2 separate regions of the Homo sapiens genome follow, and region 2 is linked to region 1. The links are chromatin contacts, found by Hi-C or POLR2A ChIA-PET in ENCODE. All regions are on one chromosome and are shown on one strand. The core of a region is the stretch at or near the end of the contact, and the rest is flanking DNA. Distances in the headings are between cores, read along the strand shown. Region 1 has its middle 38 kb from the start of PRSS2. Region 2 holds the start of GSTK1 (glutathione S-transferase kappa 1).

Region 1 (4,704 bases), core at 1,247-3,746:
TTTTCATTTAGGGGTGTTGGGAGATGCTGGTGGAGATCACGGGAATGGCTAAAACCCAGAGGTGAACTCAGCTTTGCCATGGACCCATGAGTGAATCCATTTTCTGCTTCTCTACTGACATCTCAGACTCATCACCAGGTTCACTTTTACCATGTCCTAGAAACTCCCCTATGCTATATAAGAAGACTCATAGTATAGAATGGCATGAAGCATGGCCAACAGTTTTAATCACAGTTCATTTCCATTGCTTGTGGCAAACTCCCATGGCTCCCAAAAAGCTGATTTCTGAGGCTTGGGACCCCATAACCTAAGACTACCCAACCCACCTAGACTCAAACACAACATATTCCCTGCCTTATTCTAGGGTTGAATGTTCTTTCCTCCTATCTGGAAGCCTTCCTTTTCTTGCTGTCTGTGTTTGTGAATTTGAAGTTCCTGGGTTCCTTAACATCCCTACATCTCTGCCTGTCCTTTTATTTTTTTTATTGTGGCAGAACTTATGAATCATCTCCCTCCAACAGACATGATATTTTCTATTCGCCATCCCCCTCTCCTATAGACTCAACTACATGCCTTTCTCTCCCATCTCTATCCATAGTCTTTATCTCTGCTGCTGGTGGACTCCTGAGAGGGCTTCTTGGGGAATATGGGGCCCCAAAAATGAGTGAATGGCTTCTGTAGGTCAGCAAAAAGGATCTGAAAATGAGCCTACACCTGTGACTATTTCCAAAGGATTTTTATCAGCTTGCTCTGCAACTGATCTCAACTGCCCTCTGTGAATATGAGCATTTAATCCACACAACATGTAAAGCTAATTCTCAGCTCCTTTTTGCCAACCTACAGTTGCTATTCACTTATCTCTGGGACCCTATAGTCCCCCCAAAAGCCCTCTCAGGTGTCTACATGCAACAGAGTGCCCATATTCTGGCAAGAACCCATAAATCTATGCGAGACAGAATCATTAGAAACTTTAAAACTTGAGTTTTTGGAATGGAAAAAAAGCATGTAGTGGATGGATGAAAACATTATCGTAGCAAAGAAGATGTTGTAATGCAGAGACCTGGGTTTAAGCCTTAGTTCTGTCATTTATCAACTATGTGACCCTGGGCAAGTGATCACCTCTGAGACTCAGTTTTCCTTGCTGTAAAATGAGCTCAATTACAAGCCCAACTTCATAAGATCGTTTTATCTCATTTAACCCACACAACATGTAAAGCTTTTAGAACAATATCAGTAAGTATTAGGTGTTATTATAACTACTACCAACCTGAAGATTTTTTTCAGGCAAAACATTTTCAGTTTTCTCAATTTTGTTATTATAGGGCACAGTTTTGAGCACGTCCTACTTTCCATAGCCCAATCACTCCCTTCTGAAAACATTAAAGTTTGTTTTTATCCCTCTATCTTTTAAAAAATGTGTTGTACAGGACCTGACCCAGCACCAGGTGGGTTCTGACCTACAAAGAGTAAAGGGGGAACTTTGCCTCCTCTTTCTCAACATCTTATACGTTAGTTGGTTCCATTAGGACAATTTATCTACTTTTTGTACGCTCACCATCCCGTTGACTCACAGAGCTCACTTTGACTCACCCCCTGGGTGTTTTTTCACATATCCTTCTTTCACATATTCCCCTTCCTGTGTTCATATAGATGGTTTTCTCTGTTTGGTGGGGGAGGAGGGAGAGAGAGAATGTTTATCATGTTTATTCAGCTTATCTCTCCAACCTATTAAGATTCTGCAGGATTCTAATTTTGTGATTCATTATATTTATCCTTCTATCCTCATGCCATCTCAGATATGATCATCTTGCCTGATTCATTACTATAAGAGTGATTCATGAAATTCATAGCAAGATCACAGCTCAACAGAGACCCCACATTCCCCAAGCCTTGTCTGAAGTCCAGGAGCTGCTAAAACACAGAGAATTAGCTTCTGGTCCTCCTCTGGCCCCAGCTGCATGGCTCTGAACAACTCATTTTTATTCTCTGGGCTTATATGTCCTCCTCTGTGATATGAGGACATTGGGTAAAGTGATCTCTAAGAATCTTCAAACTCTGCTCTTCAGATTCTCTGATTCAAAGCCTGCAGTCTCTGAAGTACCAAGAGAATGGGAACTCAGAGAAGCTAAGCTCTTCCTGGCCTCAAATCATACATATCTGTGACATAGTCTCAGACAGTCTGATGGTGGAAGAGGACAGCACTGGCACTGGAGTCCCACAGTTAGCAAGAGTCAACTGGAGCCCTGACACCTGTTCCCTGGCCCTCCTCCATCAAAAAGGTCTAGGGCCATGAATGACAAGAAAATTGTGTTAAAAAGGAGAGTGGCCCTGAATCAAAAGGTGGGAAGTAATGAGATGTAAATCGGGGTCTTTTAGGTAATAGCTGACAACTGGGGTAGGAATGGGGGTTCTGAGCCCAGTGCTGGCTGCCGGGCTGTTTATCTCTGAGTCACATCAGCACCAAGCCACAGCAGCCACCTGCCCTAGCTCCATCTCTTACAGTCACAACAGGATGTGGTTTGACATTTACTGGGTCCTGCATCTGGGGTGCCTGTGAAAGTTGCTCCCTCCACCCACCCACCTTCAGAGCATCATGAGAACCACACTCACCGCATCCGGCACCCAACCCCCTCCTATGCTGCTCTTTCTACCTGGGCCCCTGGTTAGCATCCTGGCAGTAGAAATAGAACTTCAGAGGGGAGGGGCAGGGTCTCTAGAGGGGAATCTAGGTATCCCAGATCCATGTGCAGGCCTCCCCTCCCCCAACACATCTTTACACCTGCTGGAGGTTATGCACAAGATCAAAGGCCACAGTGGGCACCATGAAGATAGTGGAGAATGAAAAACAGCTGCAATAACTGCTCTGACCCAGTTGGGATCCCTTCTGGTCCCACATCACTCAGGCAACTCTCTCTTCCCACCTGCCCCCCAAACTCCCTTCCACCTCCCTCCACATGTATCCTCCCACTTCCTTCCACTCATGTAATGAGAGGTGCTGATGAGTCACAGGAGAGGTAGCCCTAGATAACCAACAGACTGCAAAACGGACAGTCCCTGGATGTCTGAGCCAGTGTTTGTGCACTGCATTGACTGGCTCCTCGTAGTTTTTTCCTGTAGTTGCTAAAGCCTGTAAGGTCTGTGTGATGAATATTTTCTAACACATCTTAGAAGAACATAATGCAAGACAGAATGAAAAACTAGAGAGGCAGAAACCCCCAAAGTAAGTAGTGGGAAATTACCAGGTATATAATAGGTCAAGCCTGCTCTGCAGGAGCTCAAGGGATTGTAGCATTCTTATCCCAAACCACTGAATCCTGGGCAAAAATAAGAAGTCGCCTAATTTTAGTATTACCAGCTTCCCAACCCCGGGCATTCTTCATCTTACTCAAGCTGTCCAGAGGCCCCAGGGTGACTCCCTATAAGTCCCATGGGTGGCTGAGATCTATTTAGAGGCACAAGGGTATCTCCTTATAAGTCCCATGGGTGGCTGAGATCTATGAGAAGCATCTTGGGGAGAGTGCCTCTGGCCACCAGCATGTGGCCCTGAATCTTCCATGTGCAACTGGCCAGGGAAGGAGATATATGGAAATAGTCATCCTGCACATCTGCAAAATCAGATGCAAATCCTGGAAGCTCTCCTAGAAAAGAGACAGCCTCATCTGATTAAAGGGGCAAGTGAGTTTGATGAATTATTGGCAAGAGACAGCATGTCTGAACAGGATCGGTCATCCTAAACTGCTTTCCTTTGTCCCCTGGAATTATAATGACTGTGGATTTCTGAGTCCTAGATGGTATGGAAACAGTTATGGGAATGAACAGTCTTGCATGAATAAGAGCAGATAACATGGAGGATGTTAATTTGTTCTGCTGAATTTAGGTGGCTTTCAAGCCTCTCCTTCAATGCTCACCTGTCTCTAGGATGCTCTGTGCAATGATCAGGACTTTTTTTCTTCAGATTCTCTAAAACTTACAATATTCACATAGACCTGCACATTTCTACACAAACTGACTCTCCTGCTTGCAATGTCATTTTGCTTATATAACTATTAGCCTCCTAAAGAGCTAAACTTAGCTACAATTTTATGTCCTTTGTGAAGTTTTCCAGAATTTTTGCAGTATATTACAGGAAGGAAAAATCTGCCTCAAGTCTCTACTAATTCTACTTGACTAGTGGTGATTGCCTGAGACATTTCTCTATTAATGAGGATTCTGAAGCTGTATAAAGCCCCTACAGAATCAGCATCTGAATAGGCACAGCATAGGGTTCAAGTTTCATGGTTTTGCCATCCAAGCATGTTTAGCATTTTAAATATTAATATTTATTACATACTTGTAGTTTATGATTTGAAATTTTTTAACTAAGTCTTCCTCTTGGGTAAGTTGTAATGAAAATAATCTTGTAAGCTTAAGGAGCGGAAAATAATACCTGTTGAAAATTAGAGCTTGTAATAGGGCTTTATAAACACCATCTCATTTAATACACATAACAATTCAATGAGGCAAGTTTTATAGGTGGGGAAAAACTTGAAACTTAGTAAAATTAAATAACTAGGTCAAGTTCATAACAACTAGCAAATTTTTAGACTACAAAAATCAAGTGCTTTGACTAAATCATGCTATGACTGTGCCCAACACCATCTCGAGTACATTTTATTTTTCTTTTTAATCCTCAAAATGACTCACTGTGTCCAGCAAATAATAGCT
Region 2 (4,704 bases), core at 716-3,215, 450 kb after region 1:
TTGTTGAACAATTAGTTTACTCTGCAAGTAGGTAATGATAACATCATTTTTCATTCCATTTTGCATGCTCTTCTCCATGTAGGGGTTTACCTCGTATCTCTGTATTCTGATAGCCTGGAGTTGTTTTCCTTATTGATACAAATGAAAAGTGGAATCTTTATATGTTTTCCAATTTATTAAATTAGTAATGTTAAAAATAATTTTAACAAAGTTAAATGGAATTATTTTAAAATTCTGTTTCTTTGCAGTAAATGTAATCCCAATATAAGACAATATGACTCACATATTTGTGAAAACGAATAGGGCCAATCGTTTCCATTATCACCAAAATTATCTATAGTGAGGCCTCTCCATCTTCTACCAGTCCCTCTTTTTTTTCACTCACTCAAAATATATGTATCGATGGTCAAATGTGTCCCAGACATTGTGCAAATCTCTGACAAAGGTAACACAAGAAAATGTGTACTCTGAGAACTTCTTATTCTGCCCCAGTTTAGGAGATTCATGCAACTGCCAAGCAACAATAATAAGAGCTAGCAGTTATTGGAGTACCTCATTCCTCACAACTCGTCATAAGGCAGGTGTTATCATTAGATATTCCCCATGTGTATGCAGGATGAGGAAATAGGTTCAGAGAGGTCAAGTGGCTCACCCAAGGGGCACAGCTAAGTGAAAGGCACTGCAGGCATCTCAAACTACCCCCTTCCCACAAGACTCCACTGCAGAGCAGGACAGTCACCCTGACACCAGCCCAATGGGTTCATCTTGCCCATTACCCAGATGGGGCTAATTTATCAAGACAAGGGAATTGCAATAGAGAAAGAGTTTAATACACATAGAGCCAGCTAAACAGGAGACCAGAGTTTTATTATTACTCAAATTAGCCTCCCAAAATTCGGAGGCAGAGGCTAGGGGACTTTGTGGGTTTTTTTGTTTTTGTTTTTGTTTTTCTTTTGAGAGGGAGTCTTGCTATGTCACCCAGGCTGGAGTGCAGTGGCATGATCTCGGCTCACTGCAACCTCTGCCTCCCGGATTCAAGCAATTCTCCTGACTCAGCCCCCCGAGTAACTGGGATTACAGGCACATGCCACCATGCCCGGCTAATTTTTGCATTTTTAGTAGAGACAGGGTTTCACCATGTGGGCCAGAGTGGTCTTGAACTCCTGACCTCAAGTGATCCACCCACCTCAGCCTCCCAAAGTGCTGGGATTACAGGCGTGAGCCACCATGCCCGCCGGCTAGAGTTTTTTAATGATAGTTTGATGGGCAAGGGGCTAGAGAATGGGTGCTGCTAATTGGTTGGGGATGCAATCACAGGGGTGTGGAAAACCGTCCTCAGTGCACCGAGTTGCATTTGGATGCGGGCCACAGAGGAGTCACTGGTCCAGGTGGAGTCATCCTGTCATTAGAAATGGAAAAGTCTGAGAAGGTATCTTCAAAGGCCAGTCTTAGGTTCTACAAAAGTGGTTATTTACAGGAATAATTGGGGAAGTTGCAGAGCTTGTGACCTCTGGAACAATGTCTGGTAATTGTTAATGCCTACATCTTAGCAGAATTCAGGCCCCTCTCATAATCCTAAACTTGTGGACTTTTATTAGTTTTATAAAACTGGTTTAGTTTGGGGAAGGGCTATTATCATTTAAACTATAAACTAAATTTCTCCCTATATTAGCTCGTCCCATGCTCAGGAATGACCAAGGGCAGTTTGGAGGTTAAAGGCACGATGGAGTTGGTGAGTTCAGATCTGTTTCACCTTCGTAATTTTCTCACTGTTAAAATTTTTGCAAAGGCGATTGCAGCGCCCCTTGTCCACACCTGCGCGCTCCCCAAGGGGTCCCTACCCACCCCGCCCCTGGCTGGGGGCCGTAGGCTGGCCCTGCCCCGCTGCGCCGGAGGTGGACCTCTACCAGGGCAGTTTCTCTCTGAGGCTGCGCGCTAAGGCGGTGGGCGGTCCCAGGCAGGCCCAGAAGCTGGGCAGCCTCTGCCGGGTTCCGGGAAAAGGAGCTCCTGCTGCCACTGCTCTTCCGGAGCCTGCAGCATGGGGCCCCTGCCGCGCACCGTGGAGCTCTTCTATGACGTGCTGTCCCCCTACTCCTGGCTGGGCTTCGAGGTGACGCTGGGAGGGGTCGCCTCGGCAGTGTCTGGGGAGTGAGGGCGGAGGGAAGAGTGAGCGCAGGGCTCCGGGACAGAGGTCTCGTGTAACTCCTGGCGCCGCCCAAGGGGTTAAGGCAAGCAGGGAGAGCTCCGGGGCTGAAGGTCACTTTGTGCTTTTAAACGGAATAGAGTCGCTGGCTCCAACCCGAGCCTTTATATCCCGACTGCAGTTTCCCACGGTGGTGGAAAGAGGGGCGGCTCCAAACATTCAGGGAGAAATGCAGAACACGGCCACCTCTTAGCCCAACGATGGCAGTTTTGGGGAAAACTGGCCACAGGAGCGAAGATCCTGGAATAGATTTCTAGTAGTGAGGAGAGTTTTGCCAATTTCAAACCAAACAATGTAGGGTGTCCGCATAACCCCTGCTCTGCACTTAGCGCCTCCCTTCCCTTTCCCTCGGCTCTTTCACTTTTCCATCTTGCACACTGGCAATCGTTCTTGACCTCTGCCCGCAGATCCTGTGCCGGTATCAGAATATCTGGAACATCAACCTGCAGTTGCGGCCCAGCCTCATAACAGGGATCATGAAAGACAGTGGTAGGAAGGGAGGGTCGGGGCAGGGGTGATCTCAGTGGCCCAAGAGAGCCGACCCCAGCGGGTCCTTATATTGGCACTGGCAGCCAGAAAGCTGCCCTCTGCCCCGTCTCTACTAAAAATACAAAATTAGCCGGGCGTGGTAGTGCATGCCTGTATACCACAGCTACTCGGGAGGCTGAGGCGGGAGAATCGCTTGAACCCAGGAGGCGGAGGTTGCGGTGAGCTGAGATCGCACCATTGCACTCCAGCCTGGGCAACAAGAGCGAAACAACAAGAGAAAAAAAAGGAAGCTGCCCTCTGCCCAAAACCCACGTCGAGGTCCCCAAACCTGGGACCCTTAGGTCTTTTCTCACTTAGCGTGCCCAACCTTCTCCTGGCAGGAAACAAGCCTCCAGGTCTGCTTCCCCGCAAAGGACTATACATGGCAAATGACTTAAAGCTCCTGAGACACCATCTCCAGATTCCCATCCACTTCCCCAAGGATTTCTTGTCTGTGATGCTTGAAAAAGGTGAAGAGAGTGGGATGTAGACAGGGTATCCAGTGAAAAACACAGAAGTCGGAGATTGAGGGATTGATAGGATGGAGGGGCTGCGGGAGACTAAAGCAAGTGAAGCCTGCCTTGGGAAACCTCAGGATCAGCCTTGAGCGAGCTGAAGGTTGCCGGGCATGAAAGGGAAGAAGAGCAGGCAAATAGGTCATGGGAACCTTGGGTGAGAGGCTGAGGGCGGAGGAGCTCTGGGGGATGTCAGAAGCAAGGAAGAGCTAGTCCTCCACCAGGAAAGCAGCAAGAGGAGCCCTGCCTCTGGGTGCCTCTGCCCCACAGGAAGTTTGTCTGCCATGCGTTTCCTCACCGCCGTGAACTTGGAGCATCCAGAGATGCTGGAGAAAGCGTCCCGGGAGCTGTGGATGCGCGTCTGGTCAAGGGTGAGTGTGGGGCTCTGGGAATCCTCTGGGAGGACCTTGGATGACTTTCTGACCTTCCCCAGGCACGTTTTCAGGGTCATGATCCTGCCCCCGCCCGGGGGATCTACTGTCCTCCCAGTCACACCCCTCTCCCCGCACCGCCTTCCTGCTGTCTTCTCTTCTTCCCAGAATGAAGACATCACCGAGCCGCAGAGCATCCTGGCGGTGAGTGTCCTGGCTCCACCCCAACTGCACTCATAGAGAATCTGAGAACAGTTGGCGTTTGGGGGTAAAGAAGACAATAGGTCTCTTATTGCATGGAAAAGGTTATAATTACTGGGGAAGAAAGGATGTCTGTGATTCAGGGCACAAACTACTGAAAAGTTGGAACTAAGGATCCTCAAAAGGATATCTCAAGGTTGAAAGGGGAAGTGCAAAAGGGACAATATATGGGAAGAATTTATTTGCTGAAAGATGTCAGTGAGAGAAAGATGCTCAGTGTTGGAACCCCTGGATGGGGAGGGATATAGTATTCACAAGTCTCCACAAACTCCAACACAAACCTCACCAACACATCCAGAGTGGAAGGCAGGAGACTTGTTCCAAGAGGCTTTAAAAAGACGAAAAGAGATAACTAATGCCAGGGTTATATAGGAGCCTGAGTGAGAACAAATGGAAATAGCTCAAAACATTGACCAGTGAGCCATGGATGGGGGTATAAAAGTAAGTTTGTCTTCAGGATTAAATTAGGAAATTCAAAACAGTATTATTCCTCTGGTTTACAAAAAAAAATAGTTGAGACCTATTCAAATTTAATATATAAAGTGGCAAATCACACAAAAGTTAAACGTATAAGGAATGGCAAATATATCTTCTACAGTCTATACTCCTGCAAAGTACATGTGTAATTTTTAGCTTGCTTTTTTACTTCATATTTAATCATTTTCCATGCTTTTTTTTTTTTTTTTTTTTTTTTTGAGACACGGTCTGGCTCTGTCGCCCAGGCTGGAGTGCAGTGGTGTGACCTCGACCCACTGTACCCTTTGCCTCCTGGACTCAAGCAATCTTCCCACCTCAGTCTCCTGAGTAGCTGGGACTACAGGCACAC

The links. Hi-C counts contacts between places; a loop is a spot of excess contacts on that map. ChIA-PET counts read pairs that join two places held with the same protein, here RNA polymerase II (POLR2A). Pooled maps may share reads with other maps.
Region 2: a map with no recorded cell type shows a loop between it and region 1 (6-fold over the local background). The contact joins the promoter of GSTK1 here to the enhancer-like site in region 1. A Hi-C loop is called at or near these places in 3 of 168 maps with a recorded cell type or tissue (CD8-positive, alpha-beta T cell and naive thymus-derived CD4-positive, alpha-beta T cell), 3 of 37 single-sample maps with no recorded cell type and 9 of 50 pooled maps. POLR2A ChIA-PET finds 5 or more read pairs at or near these places in 9 of 52 experiments (CD4-positive, alpha-beta T cell, CD4-positive, alpha-beta memory T cell, H1 and 5 more).

What each region holds. Positions count from the first base shown.
Region 1 is chr7:142,806,440-142,811,143 of GRCh38, forward strand. It overlaps TRB. Among named protein-coding and RNA genes, the nearest start is that of PRSS2, 38 kb to the left of the region's middle. RefSeq lists an enhancer at 1,950-3,149 and a cis regulatory region at 2,271-3,162. Within about 2 kb of position 2,497, at least 10 of the 41 ENCODE cell types and tissues checked have a DNase peak (open chromatin) inside an H3K27ac peak, as active enhancers do; they include CD4-positive, alpha-beta T cell and CD8-positive, alpha-beta T cell, where a contact is called at or near this core.
Region 2 is chr7:143,261,476-143,266,179 of GRCh38, forward strand. GSTK1 (glutathione S-transferase kappa 1) reads left to right here and starts at 1,966. Exons shown (of 8, transcript NM_015917.3): 1 at 1,966-2,110; 2 at 2,611-2,692; 3 at 3,073-3,201; 4 at 3,517-3,617; 5 at 3,786-3,821. The coding sequence starts at 2,039. All of the region lies in intron 2 of TMEM139-AS1 (TMEM139 antisense RNA 1), which reads right to left. It overlaps LOC105375546 (a long non-coding RNA gene), which reads left to right. Exons shown (of 3, transcript XR_007060569.1): 3 at 1,673-1,732. RefSeq lists a silencer at 1,784-1,853 and enhancers at 1,881-2,175, 1,994-2,213.